Linked DNA regions of Homo sapiens: region 1 is linked to region 2. Evidence: chromatin loops called from intact Hi-C (ENCODE). Cell type or tissue: chondrocyte. All regions are shown on one strand. Links, peaks and the distances in the headings refer to the core of each region. The heading gives the core; the rest is flanking DNA.

Evidence for each region. A loop is a pair of places that touch in the nucleus more often than their neighbours do. Peaks named below come from ENCODE experiments on the same cell type or tissue, not always from the same donor. Only the 100,000 strongest peaks of a DNase experiment are listed, where the experiment ranks them.
Region 1: it touches region 2 in a loop (11-fold over the local background); 23 of 110 quality-filtered maps call a loop at or near these places.

What each region holds. Positions count from the first base shown.
Region 1 is chr6:168,889,537-168,900,201 of GRCh38, reverse strand. No RefSeq gene overlaps it. Among named protein-coding and RNA genes, the nearest start is that of LINC01615, 270 kb to the left of the region's middle. In chondrocyte, for the core only: a CTCF peak has its summit at 5,003 (motif pointing left); no DNase peak of the experiment used is centred there.
Region 2 is chr6:170,523,780-170,534,444 of GRCh38, reverse strand. No RefSeq gene overlaps it. Among named protein-coding and RNA genes, the nearest start is that of PSMB1, 24 kb to the left of the region's middle. In chondrocyte, for the core only: CTCF peaks have their summits at 4,213 and 4,415 (motif pointing right); no DNase peak of the experiment used is centred there.

The DNA.
Region 1 (10,665 bases), core at 1,628-9,627, 1.6 Mb after region 2:
GTTATCTCTGGGGTCACTACTTAGCCAATTATACCTGGTGAACTGCAGATTGAAGTAAGGGAAAAGAAATCACCAGAAATATGCATTAAATTGAGAAGATCACTACCAGGGTAATTTTATGGACTCCCACGGCTTTAAATCTCATCTGTGTGCTGATTCCAAAAGTTCTCCCTCCAGCCCAGAACATACATTAGAATTCCCAAATCATATATATTCAATCACCTATTTGTCATTTCCAACTAAAATATCTTACCAGCATTTGAAACTCAATACACAAAAAGTGTACATCTTCAGGTTGTTTTTCAGAAACCACTTTCTCTAAGAGTTCTAATTTCAATTCACCATCCTGCAGCAAGTCACATGAGCTGGAAATCCTCATGGCGTCCTCTGCATTCTGCTCTCCTCCAACCCACCATCAGATCACCAATGTTTCCTCCAGGACACCCAGCTGGCAATGAGGAACAGAAGATGACTCTGAAGCCGAGCACCTGTCTCCCTAACCTCTCTATCTGTTCCTTCTATGCTGGCTCAGAAGTGTGTTGCCTTCTACCTGATCTTCACATTCAGATGTTTTTAAGGATTCAGCAAGGCACGCCTTCCCAGAGCATGTTTTGTTTGTTTGTTTGTTTGCTATTTTGAGACGGAGTCTCGCTCTGTCACCAGGCTGGAGTGCAGTGGCGTGATCTTGGCTTACTGCAACCTCCACCTCCCGGGTTCAAGCGATTCTCCTGCCTCAGTCTCCCAAGTAGCTGGGACTACAGGTGCGTGACACCATGCCCAGCTAATTTTTTTTTTCAGTAGAGACAGGGTTTCACCATATTGGTCAGTCTGGTCTTGAACTCCTGACCTTGTGATCTGCCTGCCTCGGCCTCCCAAAGTGCTGGGATTACAGGTGTGAGCCACCGCGCCTGGCCCCCAGAGCGTATTTCTTATGACACAACCCACTGAGCCTGACTGGGTTCTTGAACAGCCAGGAACTTCCATATCTCCACTGCCCTAACCCGAGTCCAAGTCACAAAAACCTGCCGCCCACACAGCCTTAGCTTCTCCCAATGAGCCCCCTGGATTCTTCTTTTGCCCTCTCTTCCCCTCTTTAATCCGCTGGTAATTCAGGTCACAGTTATCTTTTTACCTATGAATTATGTCAGCCACTCCTGACTATGCTGTTTCAACGTCTCCCCATTGCAATGTATAAAACCCAGGCTCGTGGCTTAACTTGGTCTGCAGTACTCTACATGGCACCCTTTCCTGCTTTCACTCCTACCCCTTCCATATCACTGTCGCCTGATTACTAAAATCCATCCACACTGGCTTCGTTCAGTTATTTTGACATGCTGAAAAATTCTTTCTTATCCTAGGGAATTTGGCACAAGGTTCCTTATACCTGGAATGTTCTGGAATGTTTACTTCTTAATTCTTCAGTTCCTTAGTGAACAATTTCTTCTCATCCTTTAAATATTAGCTTAAATATTACTTGCACAGCCAGACATTCTACAAACACACTCTCTAATGAGTTTCTCTATTATTAGGGCAATTGTATCACAGTTTCTTTACTTCATGACGTACAAGTTCTTGTAATTATGAATATACTTGTTTACATGGTTATTATCCAAGCAGTTAATAAATCATTTTGAAGGAATGACTGAGTAAGTGGTACATTTGCCACTATGAGCTAAGCTTAGTCTTCATGACAAAACATAAGAGTTGGTGAATAGCCTGTGGGACTAGAAAATGTGAAAGTGTTTCTTGTAACCAAGTAGCCAGTGTTTGTAGAGAACATGTGAGAAACTTCCCTCTCTATAGATGGGCACAAATGTATTTCAGTTTTAATAGATGTTTAAATATATTAATTGTGTTAAGTCACAAATTGATTATGAAAAGCCTTAATATGAACATTAATACTGATCAAGCCAAAAATTAACCTAAGGAATGAGTAGAGATGATTGGATCAGAAGAGCCTGTCATACGAACAGAGATCACATGATGTCTAAGAAAGAAGAGAGAGGATCTTTTTATTGAAGATACATTGAAAGGGTTTTTGTTTATAATGATGGCTGAAAGGCTCCCATCAGAGCCTATTCACCTTGTTTGAGATAACAGCTATGAGTTTTCTTTTGTAGTTGTTCTTTTGTAGAACTACTACCGTACTCCTAACACACATACACACACACACACAGAGAGAGAGAGAGAGAGAGAGAGAGAGAGAGAGAGAGAGAGAGAGAGAGAGACATATAACAGTTATCTGGAGGAACAGAGAAAAACCATAAGCTGGCAAGTCCTGAGTGAGAGTTAACATTTGAGGAAATAAAGTGGTAAATGTCTTGGGTAGTAGGGTACTCATTAGTTGCCCTCCCCACAAAAGAGAGAGAGAGAGAGAGAGACAGACAGACAGACACACCTGGTTTGTAGTTTGTCAAGTACCATGGTATAAATGGTCCCACCATGTTTAATCAACTTCTGGTTTCAAGCTACAAATGATGGAACAGCCAGCTTGGAAATTGCAGAATGTTCAACAATCACTCTTGCAAATCAATGCAAGCTGGTCCCAGAGCACCCTGGGGTGGTTGTCCCATTTCCGTGGTCTGTATGTAGCATGAAGGGAGGCCAAGTTTACATCATGCTCCAAAGCAGGCAGTTTCTGGGCTGGAATTAGCACTTGGAGGAGAGGAGTTGGCACAGAGTGAATATACCAGCTTCACAGCTTCTACCCCAAGGCCAGGCTCCAGCAGGCCATGTGGGGCAGTGAAACTCCAGTAGGTAACCTGCAGTCTTTCTCATCTGAAGAACACCGCAGGGTAAAATTGGGGGTAACCATAGACACAAAGACATTAAGGAGAAATCTGTGGAGAAAGAGACAGAGAGGGGCATCCACGCATCTTGTATATAAATTCTACCCTAATACCTGATGACCCCTGAACTGTGCATATGCAAGACACACCTCCAGCAGCCCAGCTAGAGATGAAAGGTCTGAATTGAGATTTGACCTGCTGTCCAAAGACAGAGCCTGCAGTTTGCTTCCAGTCAAGTGAGTGTCCGCTCTACCAACAACAGCAATGACACAGCTGAGCACTGTTTGGAGGAATACAACAGAACCCAGAATCTGAACACGTGACCTTCAGTGTCCAGGACAGTGGCAAAACCTTTACAATCTTCAACCGAGGAAACAGAAAAATAGGACCCAATCCCAGAAGAAAAGTGTCAGTGGAGACCGACCTCCATGTTGTAATTAGTACACTATTCCTTTAAAGCAAGTGTTAATAGTATGCTCTGAGACATAAAGAAACATAGATTCATAACAAATTGAAATATGGGATCAGTTTTTTCAAGGGACTTGTTGGAGAGCACAAGAAGCTGGGGAGAGCTTCAGGCTCCTGGGGAGGGAGAAGGACTGGGGGAAGGGACCCGGAGGGCAGCATGGTTCTGCAAAAACTTCAGCCAGGCTGGTGGAGGGTGGTTGAGCCTTGCCTTCAACACCACAGTCCTATTCTGCCAGGAAGGGTTCACTGCGGTGTTCCTGCTCGAATTAATTCCTGGTTGAAAGCAGATGGAGAGGGGAGAGGACTGAGGCTGCCCACAGCCTGTCACTCTTGGAGCCTCGAGGAGGGTGTGGGGGGCAAGGGAAGGCAGGAGCCCAGCTTCGGGGGCCACAGCCACCGTCCCGGCAGGAGACAGGAAGGTCAGTGGAGCAGTGATGGGAAACACCAGGCAATGCGGGGCTCAGGGCCAGTGCAGCTTCCTCTCTAAATGGAATGTGAACATGAGGGATGGGGCGCAAAGCTGATTGGAGAGAAAACCCTGGGGAATGTGTGAAAACACCTGGGTCCTGGCTGTAGAGGAGAGGTTCTAACGCAAGCTGAAGATGGCCTGTTCCTCTGAGAGTCTGAAGGTGGGAGTGGAGGGAAGGGTGCTGTCCTGACGTTGGAAAGTGTAAAAAGAGAGGGTGATGGAGGTGTCCGGTTCCTGCCTTCTTCTCAGGGCAAGAATCAAGTTCCGTGAGTACACAGGAGAAGGAACAAAGTGATTTCTTGTAGTTCTGAATACACACTCGCAGAGGACACAGCACGGCACTGTGGTCGGCCCCTCAGACACTCATTTAGGGAGTAAAGGGATGGGGGAGAAAAAGGGAAAAGGGAGGGTGGGATGGGGAGAGAAAAGAAAGAAGGAAGAGAAGAAAGCAGGAAGGGAGGGAAGGAAGCAGGAAAAAGAGACAGGCCTAGAATTCCAGAGTTTCAGGGAACGGAGAGGGCATCTAATCAAAACTTCATCCTCATTCATCTGAGACGCAGACCTGCACAAGAGACCGCCGAGTCCTGCCACACCGCTGCCGGCAGCAGACCCCAGCACACGTGTGGATGAGCAGAAAGGTGATGGTGGTGACCTCACAACACATTTCTGTTTCTGCTGGTCAGTGCCAGTTATGGAAAAGGCAGAAATCGAAAGGGAAGAATTGTGGACTTTGGACTCCGGCAGATGTAAGGCAGGCCCTAGACAAAGGCCAGCCTGTTTCCTTCTTAGTTGATGGCTTATTTATCCGGGACACACACACACACACACAGATATGCACACACAAGAAAACATGCAAGCGATGCACGTGCACACACATGCACACACATGCATGCACACACATACACACACATATGGATACATACACAGACGCACACACATGCATGCACACATACACAGATGCATACATACATACACACGTATGGATGCACACATACATGCACACACACACAATGTGCACACACATTTTCACTCGTGGAGACAGTGAGTGTCATAACATTCTTTTTGGATGTTAAATACATTTTTGAAAACGTGCACAAAGGGGGTTTTCACAGGGCTTATTACCCTTTTTAAAGTTCATAAGCTGCTGAGATCTGATAATGAAGCCACACACCCCGGAGGCAGACAAACAGGAAGGGAAATAACCGGAAGGGCAACTTTTCACTTCAGGGGACGACGACCAGGCACCGAAAGGCAGGTTTCAAGTGCCCCCTCGTGGCCAAGCCTGGACACTGTGCCAGGACAGAAAAGCAGGCAGCGCTGTTTACAGAATGGGGCAAACGTGGTTTAATTTGTTGTGTTATTAAAATTCATTAGATTGAACCGTCTGGTCTTTAAATGATGAATATTATTTTCTTTAACAAATGCTAAGATTTTAATAAGACCCCATAAGAATAAATAAGGAGAAATAACACAACACTTCACAATATGTAGGTGAATAATTTGCCCAACATGGCAGAATTTTGATTCCAACTTACTCATCTAACCTCATATTTTGCACTGGTAAGTTATTCTGTTTAAATTGAGTTCAAAAGCCTAGTGAGTAAAAGTGACCACATGGTAGTCACAAAGATGAAAACCTATCATATTATGAAATCAAGACAAAATGTTATTAGCTGGTTAAGGGGGATGCAGAGAAAAGAACTAAAATAAAATAGTCTTAGAAGTGAAGACAAGGGTTTCTCCTCAAAAATTTTAGGATCTCAGGACAAATCATGAACATCATAAACCAAAATACTTTGTATTCAAAAGCAATTGTACTTGACAAGAATAATGTCATAAGAAAATAAAAGGAAAAAGGCAAATTTTAGGAAATTGAGGGAAAATGAGAGAAAATGGGGAAAATATTATATATATATATATATATCCAAACACAGAAAACAGAAATATGGATACTTAAGTTTAGACAGGCCAAAGAAAATAGGAGAAAGCCGTTTTAAAAATATTATTGTAGGCCGTGCGCGGTGGCTCACACCTGTAATTCCAGCACTTTGGGAGGCCGAGGCAGGCGAATCGCCTGAGGTCAGGAGCTCAAGACCAGCCTGGACAACATGGTGAAACCCCATCTCTACTAAAAATACAAAAATTAGCTGGGCATGGTGGCAGGTGCCTGTAATCCCAGCTACTCAGGAGGCTGAGGCAGGAGAATGGCTTGAGCTGGGGAGGCGGAGGTTGCAGTGAGCTGAGATTACACCACTGCACTCCAGCCTGGGCAACTGAGCGTGACTCTGTCTCAAAAAAATAAAAATAAAAATAATTATCATAAGAAAGCCAGTTAGAGGCTCAATGCAGCCATATCGCCCACGCCCAGGTCCACGGGTCGCAGATGGAAGAATGAAAAACACACAGTCTACACTCAAGAAGACAGTGCCTGTCCACACACGGCCCAGGAAGCAGAGGTGTCAGAGCTATGAGTCAGGTCCTGCACTTGGAAGGGCTTTGTCTCACATGCCCTTCACACAGGGAGGATGGGGTACGGGATAAAGGGACCGGCTCAGCATCGGAGAAGCCCTGGCCCCACCACTGGCTCAGCATCAGAGGAGCCCTGGCTTTGATGTGTGATGGCTTTTGCTCTGTGACTTTGTCAAAATGACCCCATCTCTGAGAAGGTCTCCAACACACACAAGGCAACCGCAGATGAGCAGGTTCTCGGAAATGAGACTAAAACATAAGATCAATGACCAAGTAAGCCAGTGTGACTTGCTGGGAGAAGTGAGTTCGAGTCCTTAAAGGGAAATGGAGCAAGTGTAATTGCTTAGAATTCTTTTAGGGGAGAAGGAGCAGTGCCAATAACTAAATGCACAAAAGGAAAGTGGATAGAACCTTCCGGACACAGAGGAGGAGAGTTCGCAGCAGAATGTGGGATTTGAATTGTAAACAGCTGTCACTCCCAGGCATTAATGCACTAAAAATCATGAAAAAGGGTATAGCTATAAAACATAAAAAGATAAAAAGTAATTTAGAAACATAAGACAACTATTATAGACATGCATAAAATTAGAACAATTAGAAGACAGGATAAACATGGACTAAAGCCTAAAACATCAGAATCAGAGTTGCCTTTAAGAGTGTGAAAACATAAACGTGAAGAGCTTACCTGTATTTCCTTGATAGTAAACTCACGAATGCACGAAAGGAATAAAGTCACAGGCAACTGGCTCATGTTTTAACATTGAAGGAAATTATGAGTTGGGATGTACATTCCCTGCTGGAGCTCAGCGCCTTCGAGAGAGCTGCACCTTCCTCCGGAGAAACTTTTGGCATTAAGCTCAAATATCAAATGATAACAACAGTGAAGAGTCATGGCTTATATTACCAAGTGCCAGGAGCTGATACATTTGTCCCGACATAGTTATTAATTCAATTAATCTTCACAAAACTCCTATTGCACACGGAGAAACTGAGGCATGAAGACACTCAGGAAGTTACCTGAGGTCATACAGTGAGTGAGGAGAGACCAAGTAGATGAGCTCAGAAAACCTGAGCCCACGTCCCGGGCTGCCCTGCCTCCTGGACGCTGAGCTGTGTCATGTCTTCATTCCCAGATCCAGGTGGAAAACCTGAGCCTGAGTCTCGGGCTGCCCTGCCTCCTAGAAGCTGAGCTGTGTGATGTCTCTTTCTGAGATCCAGGTGGAAAACCTGAGCCTGAGTCTTGGGCTGCCCCGCCTCCTGAACGCTGAGCTGTGTGATGTCTCTTTCCAAGGACCAGGTGGAAAACCTGAGCCTGAGTCTCGGGCTGCCCCACCTCCTGGACGCTGAGCTGTGTGATGTCTTCATTCCCAGATCCAGGTGGAAAACCTGAGCCTGAGTCTCGGGCTGCCCCACCTCCTGGACGCTGAGCTGTGTGATGTCTTCATTCCCAGATCCAGATGGAAAACCTGAGCCTGAGTCTTGGGCTGCCCCGCCTCCTGGATGCTGAGCTGTGTGATGTCTCTTTCCGAGATCCAGGTGGAAAACCTGAGCCTGAGTCTCAGGCTGCCCGGCCTCCTGGATGCTGAGCTGTGTGATGTCTCTTTCCCAGATCCAGGTGGAAAACCTGAGCCTGAGTCTTGGGCTGCCCCACCTCCTGGACATTGAGCTGTGTGATGTCTCTTTCCAAGGTCCAGGTGGAAAACCTGAGCCTGAGTCTCGGGCTGCCCGCCTCCTGGACGCTGAGCTGTGTGATGTCTCTTTCCAAGGTCCAGGTGGAAAACCTGAGCCTGAGTCTCGGGCTGCCCCGCCTCCTAGAGGCTGAGCTGTGTGATGTCTCTTTCCAAGATCCAGGTGGAAAACCTGAGCCTGAGTCTTGGGCTGCCCCCACTCCTGGACACTGAGCTGTGTGATGTCTCTTTCCCAGATCCAGGTGGAAAACTGGGGCCAATGTTCCTGGTTATCCCCCCAGCAGCATGTGTTCCTGGGATAAGGCCTTGCATTCCCACAGAGCTGTGCGGGGGCTCATGCCTAAAATCCCAGCACTGTGGGAGGCCGAGGAAGGATTGCTTGAGCCCAGGAGTTTAAGACCAGCCTAGGCAACATGGCAAGACCCCATCTCTACAAAAAAAAAAAAAAAAAAACAACTAAGCCAGGCGTGGTGCAGGCACATGCAGGCACGTGGTTCCAGCCACTCAGGAGGCTGAGGTGGGAGGATTGCTTTAGCCCAGGAGTTTGAGGCTGCAGTGAGCTGTGATGGCATCACTGCACTCCAGCCTGGGTGACAGAGTGAGATCTTGTCTCAAAAATTGAAAAAAAAAAAAAAAAAACCAGCTGTTGGGGTGGTCTTCAGCCAGGCTGTCCCCTCTCAGTGCTCTTTGATAAAAGTCAGATTATCATAGCAAAAGTCTGATTTGATATATTCTGCATGGTAGTGCACCCAAATCTGAGGTTGGAGGGGTGGGAGGGTAGAGACAGCGTTGTTTCTGATCTGAAAGTCTTTCAAAGATGCCCTTTTTGTTGAAAAGTGGCCTTAAAGTTTTGGTAATGATGTTTGCGTCCCCAGAGGTCCCTCTTCTCTTCTGACACCAAGTTTGGGAGGGAGGGATCCAGGCAGAAGCAAAGGAGAGGATGCAAGCATCCCAGCCAGAGTATCAGGCACCCAGCACAGGAGCCTCTTGTCCTGGATGGCAGCAGGAAGCACCTTGCACTGTCTCCAGAGAATACTTGTAAATGTGTCCCTTTCACTCCCAGCTGACTGAGACCGACCTCGAGATGAGACCAGAAGTGGAGGTGCCTTTCCTGGAGCACTTGCAGCTGCAGGACGCTGGCTGGCTGTGCTCAGTGTAATGAACTCCTGCCACCATCTGTAAAACTTGATTCTCATCCCCAGGCCTGAGCCACTGTTTTTTTGTTTCTAGCAGGAGAGGTCATTAAATGCAGTCATTGTCCTGAGCAGCTAAACTCTTTTCCTTGCTTCCTTTGGTCAGCAAAGGTCTGTTGTACTCAGCCAGCAACTTCTGGGACAGGTCCCAAGGCCACCATCAAAGCCCCGGGGGGCTGAGGGGAGCCAGGCCCTGAGGCCGTAGTTGGGTGAGGTCGCTGCATTCACCTAATGATCCTAAAACCACCCTAAAACAAAGGTGCCTCTCCCGGAGCCCATTTTACCTAGAGTCAGCCACTTCACCTCCTGAGCCCCTGAAGCCCTCAGCAGGGGCACTGCAGGCTCCCCGAGGACACCGATCTCTGATCACCCAGCCGGGCTCTCTGTGTCCTGGAGTGTGATGAGGTCAAACCAGGGCAGAATCCAAGGAAAACTCACTTTCTCCATTACAGCCAATGCACACTCTGAGAGACGGGCCTAAGGGACACCCTCGAGGTCAGACCAGTGAGCTGTCTTGAACTTTGCAATAAATGTCGATCCCCCGACTTTTGATGCTGAACGTTAGTGGGAGACGTGTGCAACCACGCCCACGGGGTTCTGCTGGGTCGGGGCAGTGACGGCCGCGTGGGTCCAGCCACCAGCCCCTTGAGGTCTGTGTTAAAATGGCAGCGTCTATGTCAGGACAACAGGAGCCACGGCTTGGCGGAGACCTGTCCACGGTCAGCACAGCAGTAGATGTTGTTTGCAGAGACGGTTCTAACGGTGCTGTTTAAAATAGCTCTGGACTCCTGCACAAGCCGAGAATGAAAAGATGAACAATCAGTGAATAAACCTGCCTGGCTCCGTTCTTGCTGGACTCCCTCCCAGTCAAGTTTCAAAGCCGGCTTCGTGCCGAGTCGTCCTCTTCCCTTCTTCTCTGTGTGGCCAGGTGCTCCCATCCTCCCCACCAGGGCAGGCACTGGCTTCCCTCACTGAGGAGGCCTCCAGCGTCAGCATCTGAATGCCCTTGGCCTTTAGGACCCCGGCCCTTGGGCTGTCCCAGTGGATGCTTCATCCCATCTTTATTTCCCTTGTCATAAGGGGAAACTCATCTCACTCCACCAGGTTCGCTGGGCACCAGGGGAGCCTGTGCTCTTTCACAAACCCCACACTGCTCCAGGGCTCTCGTGCAGCTAAGCCTAAGGTAAGTGCTCATCCAACATTCGCAAAGCAGTGCTCAGCTCGGGGCAGCCCTCAGCAACTGGACAATTGTGTGTGCAGAGGCCAATCCAGAGTGCACACTTGGCAGTGTTCTCAGGATATCAGGTGCATTTTTCATAAATAGAATCAGCTTCTGGGATACTAACAAACACAGAATTATTAAAAAGTGAGCATTCAAAGTATAGAAATAGATTTCCTTTTTTTTTTTTTTGAGATGGAGTCTTGCTCTGTCGCTGAGGCTGGAGTGCAGTGGCGCGATCTTGGCTCACTACAACCTCTGCCTCCTAGGTTCAAGCGATTCTCCTGCCTCAGCCTCCTGAGTAGCTGGGACCACAGGCACACATCACCACGCCTGGCTAACGTTTTGTATTTTTGGTAGAGACGGGGTT
Region 2 (10,665 bases), core at 958-8,957:
TTTACTAAGTTAGTGGTTAATCTTAGATACCACTTTTGTTTATTTTGCCTTTTATAAATAATTCAAATTATCGAAAGCTGCTAGTAGATACACATTGTAAACATTTATTGCACAAACATCAATACTGTCACTCACTATCCCAGGCATTGGGGACACAGTGGTAACACCTGGTTCATCTCTTAACAGTGTCTGTATGAGGATTCTCCAAAGACTCAGAACCAATAGGATATGTTTGTATATAGAGAGAGATGAGAAAGGGTTTATTAAAGAAATTGGCTCACTCAGTTATTGAGACTGAGAATTCCCATGCCTGGCTGTCTGCAAGCTGGGGAGCCAGAGAAACTGGCAGCATGGCTCAGTCCAAGTCTGAAGGCCTCACAACCAGGGAAGCTGATGGTATAACCCTTGAAGTCCTGAAAATAAGGAGTTGGGTGTGAGGGGTTGCTAATCAAGTCCCTGGCTCGAGGAGAAAGACAGTGAATTATTTGCCTTTGCCTTTTGGTTCTATCTGGGCTCCATTCAGTTGGATGGTGCCTGCTCACACAGGCTGATCTGCACTCAGTCCACAAACTCCTAGGCCAGTCTCCGGAAACATCCTCACAGACAAACCCAGAAGTAATGCTTTACCTGCTGTCTTGATATCCTTTAATCCAGTCAAGTTGACACCTAAAATTAACTATCCCAATGTCCCAACTAAAAACTGTAGAGTATCCCAATTTCAAATCTACATTTTTTCTTCTTTATATACACTAGGTATATTCTTATTCTAAAGGATTTCCCATTTTGGAATTTTCTGTTTATATAAAGTTGTGTATCTAGGATTTTCTATAAGGTTCTCACCTCCCAAGGTGTATAGGGAAGTTCTACAAATTGAGTAATGATTGATGGCACATAATTAGTGTTCCATGATGTTTTTTTACAACCTTCAGCTAACATTGTTTTAATCCAGTATTGCTGTAGACTTTGAACATGGTCTTAGTTTTGGAGTGAACACGACTTAGTCCAGAATGTGTTTGGCATATGGCTCCTAGAGCTAACCTGGCTACTAGTTATTTGGGTAGTTTTATAGATCATTCAGGCACATTCCTTGTGTGAAAAGAAAACCTTTGATAAACATTAGAAGTATGATTCATTCTTAAGAGTTAGGCTTGAAGATTCCAGTGAGAAGCTGCTGATGTAGAGACTTTCTCTTCATTACTGCCTGCAAGGGGATTGGAAGTATCTGGTAATATTACAAGTGATTGATGGAAAACTGCTTGAGAGGTTGGCCATGACTCCATTTATACACACAGAATGCACGTAGATGTTTGGATTTGTCTTAATTATCCGACAGATGGCATAAATACTTTCCGGCAGTCTGCTCAGTGGGGCTGTGCTGACTTGGGAGGTTAGAAACAAACTGAGCCCGTGACTGCCAGGTACCACTCGTGTCTCCATATTTCCCATGCAGCAATAGCTCCTGCTGTAGTCACAGTGACTTTGCAAGCCTACCCAAGGGGAATGTAGACAATTTAGTAGGAAAATAATATTTCTTACCAAAATGTCTTGGCCAAGCACAGTGGCTTACGCCTGTAATCCTAATACTTTAGGAGGCTGAGGTGGGGAAATCACATGAGCCCAGGAATTTGAGACCAGCCTGTGCAGCATGGCCAAACCCCCTCTCTACAAAAAATGAGCCAGGGATGGTGGCACATGCCTGTAGTCGTAGTTACTCAAGAGGCTGAACTGGAAGAATCACTTGAGCCCAGGAGGTCAAGGCTGCAGTGAGCTGTGGTTGTGCCACTGCACTCCAGCCTGGGTGATAGAGCAAGACCCTGTCTCAAAAAAAAAAAAAAAAAAAGGCATAATTATTACCCTGATAGGTTTCCTTTTTCTGCCTTTCTGTACCTGTTACCTGGGTGAGCACTTAATGGCCCAAAAGTGTATTAACATGCTTTCTGATTCTAGGTCTCTCATTCCTTGTATTTGTGAATTTCAAACTGTAACTGGAAGATTCCCTGTATCAGAATTACGTAGAGCACTTGTTCAAAATGAACTCCTAGGTTCAATAGACCTATTGTCCCAGTCTCTGAGCTAGAAATCCCAGGTGATTCTTATGCATACACAATTTGAGAACTTCTTTAACTCCTCATCAGACAGGTTCAATCAGAGAAGCCCTAGGAGACATAAAAAGATTTATTACAGAGTTCGGCCTCACATAAGAAGAGCTGATTAGATGATCTATATAAGCCTGTTTCTGTTTGGTGCTAGGAGCCTAAAACCCATAGCACAGGCTGTCAAAGGGGCGATGGTGCAAAAGGAGGAGGGTCAACAGACTGGATTGTGACCTGGGACCATGGGGGACACCTGTGGCAGTCCCACTACCTTAGAACTTTCACTTAGTGATCAGGTACTGGCCTCCTTTTTCATGGCTAGACATGCACCTGGCCCAAGAGCTTGGGAGAAGTTGCAGAAGGGCCTGACAGGAGCTTAAGGAGCTGGGACCCCATATGCAGCCCATGCCGCCAGGTGAGTCAGCAGGTAAAGAACACGCGTGAGCGGTGACAGCCCATCATGCTCTGCTCAGCAGCACAAGAGCAGATGGCTGCTGCCTCACTGCACCTTCTGCATCTTAGGCTCCTTTCTCTGAGTGCAAACCCACCAGAGCTGTTCAGTACCCATCGGTGGTCTTCATTACTGCACGAAGTCCAAGTCTTTCTCCGCTTTGTGAAATTAATTCAAACTTAAAGCTGTTGGAACTTCAAATTATTCTGAGCCTTGAAAGACATGTGGCTATGCAGAGCCTGAGTTATGCGGCATGCAGGCGCAACTTCTGCCTTTTCCCCTGTAAACAAGACAAAAAGGCACCAGACATAAGACCCCTCAAATCACTACTCCTCCGCACAGAGTAATAAAGTAATCTTGGAATGAGCAGCAATCTATAACCAATCAAATTGCTGTGGCGAATGCACTGGTCTTGTATGGAAAATGTGATCCTGCTAAAATTTCTAAGTGAAACCTTAACTTCTCCACTTTGAAACATTAACCTTACTGGTTTAGAGTCAGTGTTTCCAGGTGGCCATTCTCAAGCTCTGCACTCGAATTAACCCTCTACTTAATCATATTTTCTAAATCTCATTATTTAAGGTTGATAGTTTTCAGATCCCTCCACGCCATCCTCGCCTCCCCCACCCAACTCCCTACCTCTTCAACATACTTCTTTAACTAGCTGGGCTGCTTTGTTAAGTGGGTGTGATATTCTCATTCTTCAGTGATTCAGCTAACATTGTCTGACTTTGTGTACTGTCCCCTTGAACTTTATAAATCATACTCTTAAAGTCCAGATCAAGTTTTATTTTCTCTATTGAGATTTTCCCAACTTTTCTAGATTTTATGAATTTCTTCTGAGCGTCTATTAACTTGATACTTGTAGTTTATATTAAATATGAATGCAATTGTTTGCTGTTATTTCTTAAATATTGCCCCTCCCATTTACTTTTCTTATATATCCATTATACGAAGTCTGAACACATAGGAGGCACCTAAAACCTATAAAGAGACATGGAACTTGTTTAAAGGACCCAGGAGTGATCCGTTTGTTAGTGTTGATTGAAAATCCATCCTGCTGCCTACTTCTGGTTGTGAGAGAAACATTAAATCTGTGAGCAGTGCAAACTTCTTTCCATCCCTCCTCTGGAGTTCCTAGCAGCAGGCCTGGGTCTAAACGTGGGAAGGAGCTTCAAATCTTTTATTTCAAGTTGTCACTTCTATGGAGGGGTAGTAGCTCTGTCCATGGGCAATTTGGAATGTTGGAGGAGCCTGAAGGCAAGTGGAGTTAGGAATACAAGTGTCTCACCCTTGAGTTCCGCTCAGCAGAATGAAGAGTATGGGTGCACTGCTTCACCCACAGGATTGCGCTGATTTATCTGTTGACATACTGTGCTAGTTTTCTCCCTAGACCGGGAGGACCGATAGTGTATGTGGGTGCATTTCAAGGCAGCCACTTTGTATGGCCACTATGTCCAATGAAAGGAGAGGCCTGTGGCCCCACTCTTGTCATGAGCACCCTCCCAGCCAGGCTCGGTGTCTTGTGCCTCCTCCGCCAGACAGAGCTTCATGTGCATCTGCTCCACTCTTGAATGAGTTTAGCTGCCAATTTGCTCTCCCTTGTCTGAATGGCTCCTGGAGCTTGTGAATCATCTTTGAAAAATATTTCTATAATGGGAAAATATTTTAAAAACAGCATGGGGCGTGAGCAGATGTCCACAGGGCTGATTGTTAGAAAGTATAGGTGATCGAAAGTGTGATCCTCCCACTTTGTCCTCAAGCTGACCAATGGCCTGACCTCTTCTGCAGTGAGAAGCTGCTGGAGAGTTGGCTGAGGGTCAGGAAATCAAGGGACCTTCATTCTTCAATGAAAGCCAGGCTCCACATCACCCTCCAAGAGGCCGCCAGATGGCAGTGTTGACTCATCCAGCCTCTGTGAGAACCACAGTTTTCTAATGCTCAGAAAACTGCTACCACAGTTTTCCAGTGCACAGACTTTACTGAGTGACTAGGAAGGGGCCTTGAGCCTAATCATTAATCCTGTTTTATAACCTGGAAGGAGGTACACCTTGTTGCTGTCCTAAATCTCAGCTATTCCTCAGATCAAAGCGGAAAGGACAGAAGGAGATAAACCCAGCAAAATTGGTAGTAACCTATGCTGGAGGTGTGCAAAATTGGTAGTAACCTATGCTGGAGGTGTCCTAGGTGTATGCAGGGGTTGGGAGGTGGGTGGGTGGGGGAGAGGGAAAGGGGGAGAGAGAGAGAGAGAGAGAGAGACAGGGAGAGAGAGAGAAAGAAGAAGAAGGAGGAGGAGGAGGAGAGAAGGGAGCAGGGGACTGGTTGTGGTTTGGAGAGACAAAAATCAGAACACAGAATTTTTTTGGAGCTATATACTTTCATAAACAAGGAAACTAATGGACAGAGAATACATTAAAGTGCTCTGTGCAGGCTGCTGACTAGTGGCAGAACAGATTAAGACTCAGTGTTTAGTTTTTCTACTTCTCTCTCTCTCTCTGGGTTTCAGTGTTTAGTTTTTCTGCTTCTCTCTCTCTCTCTCTTTCTGGGTTTTCTTTGTTTTGTGCTATCAAGTTCTTCTTATTTCTTTTACTTCAATAAATTTCTTTCAAATGAATCTAAATGTTATGATCTAAGGACACAAGTTGATAAATGCAATTAAGATTCTTGGTTGAAGATTTTGTGTAGGTGGTATTAGTAGAAAGTATCCACAAAGTCATGGAGCAAAATCTCAGATTTACAAAGTTCTAGGTCTGCCTTGGCCTTCCAAAGTGTTGGAATTACAGGCATGAGCCCCTGTGTCTAGCCTTATATTGACATTTTTCACTTGCATTTTAGAATTGATTGTTGAGAACCCCTTGAGTGACCTAGGTCAAGAGACTGCTGATCTGTCTGTGATGGGTTTGATATTTTTTTCTCCTCACCAAAAATGCTAAGAACATTCATTTACAAAACTGGAGACATTGGTAAGCTCTTACCTTTCTCATCCTGTGGGACTGCACCAGCCTGTCTTACTGCTTCCTGGGAGGTTCTATGCACAAATTCTCTGGGACCTTCTCAGGTTAGGCAAGACCTCCAGAAGACCTACCAGCTATCTTGCTCCTGAAGTTCAAGGCTCTGAAAGCCTTAAATGTCATGAAGCATGAAGCATTTCCAGGAAATTTGTGGTTTTCTCTTGAAACTTCCCAAAGAGAACTTTTTCTGAAAACTGTTTACAGCAATTTGATGGAGACCAGCATTTCCGAGGGCCCAGAGGAAGGATCAGAGAACAAGGACAGTGACAGGGGGATTTGGTCATGAGAGTCAGAGGCCCGTGTGATTTGCAATACTCCTTTCTGGAAGCTCTAACGAATATGAATAATCAAAGATGCCATTACTGCATAACAAGAGCATTGGACACTAAAATATAACTTTTCCGAGAAATTGAAATTTGCTTATTTATGTTGTTTATTTAGGGGTATGGTCAGGGTATTTTATTCAGACACTTAGTGTGCTCAATTTATTCATTTTTTCAACAGTATTTCTGGAGCTCCTATTATGTTCTAGGCACTATAAAGACACATGCACACGTATGTTTATTGCGGTACTATTCACAATAGCAAAGACTTGGAACCAACCCAAATGTCCATCAGTGATAGACTGGATTAAGAAAATGTGGCACATATACACCATGGAATACTATGCAGCCATAAAAAATGATGAGTTCATGTCCTTCGTAGGGACATGGATGAAGCTGGAAACCATCATTCTCAGTAAACTATCGCAAGGACAGGAAACCAAACAATGCATGTTCTCACTCATAGGTGGGAATTGAACAATGAGAATTGTTCAATTGTTCAATTGGCAATGCAGGGCCTGGGAAGGAGCTTCCTGCAGGCCGAACAGAAACAAAATGACACTTCCCTCCATTCTAAGCCAAATAACCTAGTGGTTCCTGTATGTGCCTCAGAGTGAAATTGAAATCCTAACCCTGAAGTCATTTTGTAGAGGCCTTAAGCTTCTTGTTGTGAGATGTTTCCTGGTTCCCTTCAGAAAAGGGCTCTGACAGGGTTTAGCAGAACTATTGATGGACGACTTGGCATGAGTACATCTGGATACATCAGAACTTTGTCACAAGAGTGGTGTTTTAGTTTTAAATTCCTTAAATAACCAATAATTGGGACATGGTTAAGTAATTTATGAAATGTTCACTACATGAAATATTTTCTGGCCATTAAAAGTGGTGGCCATGAAGACCTGGCAGCAACATGTCAGAATATTAACGCAGAATGCTAAATGAAAATCAAGAGTCCAGAATTGTACACAATGACTGCAGGTGTGTGAAAACATGAAAATGCAGACGAAGAACATCCAAATTAATGTAGTGGACTGGCCCCCTATAAATGAACCAGTGGACTGGTTCATTTTATTGACCATTTTAGGACAAGACTTTATACATTTGGAATTCTATATTTAATAGCACCCCTTGAATTTTTGCATGATTTTAAAAGACCAACCAAACTTCTTATAATACTTAAGTTTGATTGTGGCTGCAATCTAGCAATCAATTTAATGAAAAATATCTAACTGGAAACTTTGAGTTGATAAAAAATCTGTTTGATAGATTATTTCACTTTTAAATAGCCTGTTGCTATCAATAGATACATCTGATCATCTCCTAATTAGTAAATAATGAAGACTGTTGTTTTCATAAGTATTAATAAGCCACAGATATTCTGGGATGGGTTGCTGGCAGGAGGAAGATGTTGACTTGCTAACTGAGGAGTATGAACCCGGTCAGTGCTGCTTCTGTACATAAAGACTGTTAGTTTAGATGATGGCCTCACCAAAATAATATTCTGATTTGTCTGCTTGATTATGAAGGTGCACAATTAGCAAGAAAAATCTGAGACTTTTTAGACAGACGTATACAAAACCTCTGGGTTGTCTTGAGAAAACCCAGAAAACCGACTTCTCTCAGGCTTCATGAAGGGGAAAAGGTGTTTTAACCTTTAGCACATGTTACAAAAATCTAATACGGCAAAAGATATTGAGAAGTGGAGAGTTTCACTAAAAATTATTGGGCTAATAAATGCTTAGAGCCAATATGTACACACAACACACACACACACACACACACACACACACACACACAAAGGAAAAAGCTAATGGAAAACAACTAAGCCCTATTTTATTCCGTTGGAAGCCGTGAGCAATGCCAAGTGTCCACACTTAAAAATGAGATACAAACACGTTTTCTCTCATGTTTTTCACAAATTTGAAGGAAACAATTATCAGTCAAGACTTGTCAGAAGATTTGGTATAAATTTAAGGGCATATTTACTTTCTCTTGTCACTTTAACAAGTTTATGTTGTCCCGTGTCCCTTATAAATCTGCTAGAAAAATAAGTTTGGAATTTCAAAGTAGAAAAACCTTGGAAATAAGATCTTCAGTGGCTTGAAGTTTACACCCAGTCTGGAGCTAGGGCCTCCACATGCATCAGCACATCTCATTCTTGTGTGAAAATTTTTAAATTGATATGTAGTATTTGTACATATTTACAGGGTACATGTGATATTTTGTTATTGCATAATGATCAAGTCAGGGTATTTGGGGTGTTCAGCACCTTGAGTTCATCACCTTTCTATGTGTTGGGAACATTCCAAGTCCTGTCTTCTAGCTATTTTGAAATATGCAAATATTGTTGTTAACTGTAGTCACCCTACTCTACTGTCGAACAACAGATCTCACTCCTTCCATCTAACTGTCTGTTTGTACCCATTAATCAACCTCTCTTTCTCCTCTCCCCCACACATACCACCTTCCCACCCTCTGCTAGCGACCGTTCTACCTTCTACTCAGCACATCTCATTCTGACTCTTCCATCTGATGTGAGCAAGTCTGTCCTGAATTAGAGCTGTTTTCTAGAGGGCAAGATCTTATCTTTGTTTATTATTTAAAGTGTCCAGCACGCTTTGATTTATTACTAAGCACGAGCTATTTTTTACTTGAATTTCTATAATGCTTTGTTATTCATTCGTGTTTTTTATTATGGAAATGTCAAATAAGCCCCTTGTATATTTCACCCACCACTATTCATGGTAATCTTATTATCGTTGTTTATTTTGAAGTAAATCCTATAATTTTATTAGTAAATATTTTAGTGCTCCTAAAAGATAATGATCGCATTTAAAAATATAATCACAGTATCACAATTGTACCTTTAAAAATTAACTATAATCCCTCAACATTCAATATGCAGTCCATGTTCAAATTTCCTTGATTGTCTCATAAATGTCTATTAACATGTCATTCAAATCTGGAAACAAGCCTTTTTATCTCTCTCTCTCTCTCTTTCCTTGAAATTTACATGTTGAAGAATCCAAGTCGTTTGTCATGCAGAATCTTCCACATTCTAGATATAAATGATTGCATTCCTGTAGGTTCTGTCCTGTCTTTTCCTATAAATTGGCAGTTAAATTTAGAGGCTTGATTAGATTATGTTCAATTTTTCATCAATAAAGCAACTTATGTTCATATAAATCTTATCATTGCTTAGATGAACAAATTAGACCTGTTTCTTTTTCTTTTCTTTTCTTTTTGAGAGAAGGTCTCCCTCTGTTGCCCAGGCTGGAGTGCAGTGGTATAATCATGTCTCACCGTAGTCTCTACGTCCCTGGGCTCAGTGGTCCTCTCACCTTAGCCTCCTTAGTAGCTGGAACTACAGGTGTGTGCCACTATACCTGGCTAATTTTTGTACTTTTGGTAGAGACAGAGTTTCACCATGTTGCCCAGGCTGGCCTGAAACTCCTGGGCTCTAGGGATCCACCCCCCTCAGCCTCTCAAAGTGCTGGGTTTATAGGCATGAACCACAGCACCTGGCCCAGACCTGTTTGTATTGGTTAAATGATAATGTACTAGAGGAGAAATCTTTTTTGTGATATGACATATCTCAAAGTATCATTGATTTTTGAGTTTGTGTCAATATGAGATAAACTTTAGTTTCTAAAAATAGCCACAAACTTTCTTTAGATCACAGAATCACAGATTCCACTTGGGCAGGACTTGAGCCTCTCACTCATGTAGGGCCCCTTTCCACCTTCCTGGAGGTATGGTCACCTGTCCTTTGCGTGACCAAGTCGGGATGAGGAGTTAGTTACACGCAGACAGGCCACTGGTAAGTCTCTCACAGTATTCCAGCTTTTCCTTCAAGGCATTTTTCTTCTAGGGTTGTTGTCTATTTTGTTGTTGTTGTTGCCTGTTTGTAACAGGTTTCTATTCTATCGTGTTACCCTGCTCTGTGTTAATAATATAAATACCTAACAAATTTTCTAGACTATCTAGCCCTTTAACTGAGGGTTTTTTTTTCTTTTTCTTCTGATTCTTTTTACAGCTAAGCCCCTATACTTAACACTCTCTTTTCTCTGCTCCTGATGGTTAACACCTTGATTTACATACTTTATTCAAGGGATAATAGTAATACTGTATTGCTATTAGTCTCAGTCACCTCTGTGTCATCTTTCCTACTGCTGTGTTGAGACTATTTTGGGGAGTGTGCCTCAGCGACAGCTGTGAGCCACATTTAACCCACCAGCTGAAGTCTTGCAAAGTGCCCTTCATGTTCCCGCGTGTACAGATGGCTCTGCCTGATACTAATGGCAGCAGCAGGGTAAATGTGACTGAGGCGTCTTCTGGGGAGGCTCAGGTGGTCCAGGTTCCCTTTTAGAAACTTCAGAGTCAAGCTATTCGTAGTGGTGACTCTTGTACGCTCCAGCTGCCTGGCCTGTTCCCTACCCATGGGGGCTCAGATCCCTGATGGCCTTAAAAGGAGAGGGCTTGAGAAAAATGCCACCCTGAGTCAGGGTGTGGGCTGCACAGGCCAGCAGCTTGTCTCTGAGAGTGATGCCAAGGGAGTGGTTTGCAGGAGAGAGAGAGGGTTCTCCAAGATATCAGCCTCAAAATAGCCTGGCCATCCTGAACTTCCCTTAATAGCCTGCCACAGATCAATCACCCACAATCTAGGGAAAGCCTTTGTAAGCCTATTTGGACATTATGCTTGTGCTGCCTTGAAGAGCAATTGAATTCCACCTATTATTCTGAGGCATAAGATATTTTTCCGTCCTATTTTCCTAAAACTAAAGCTA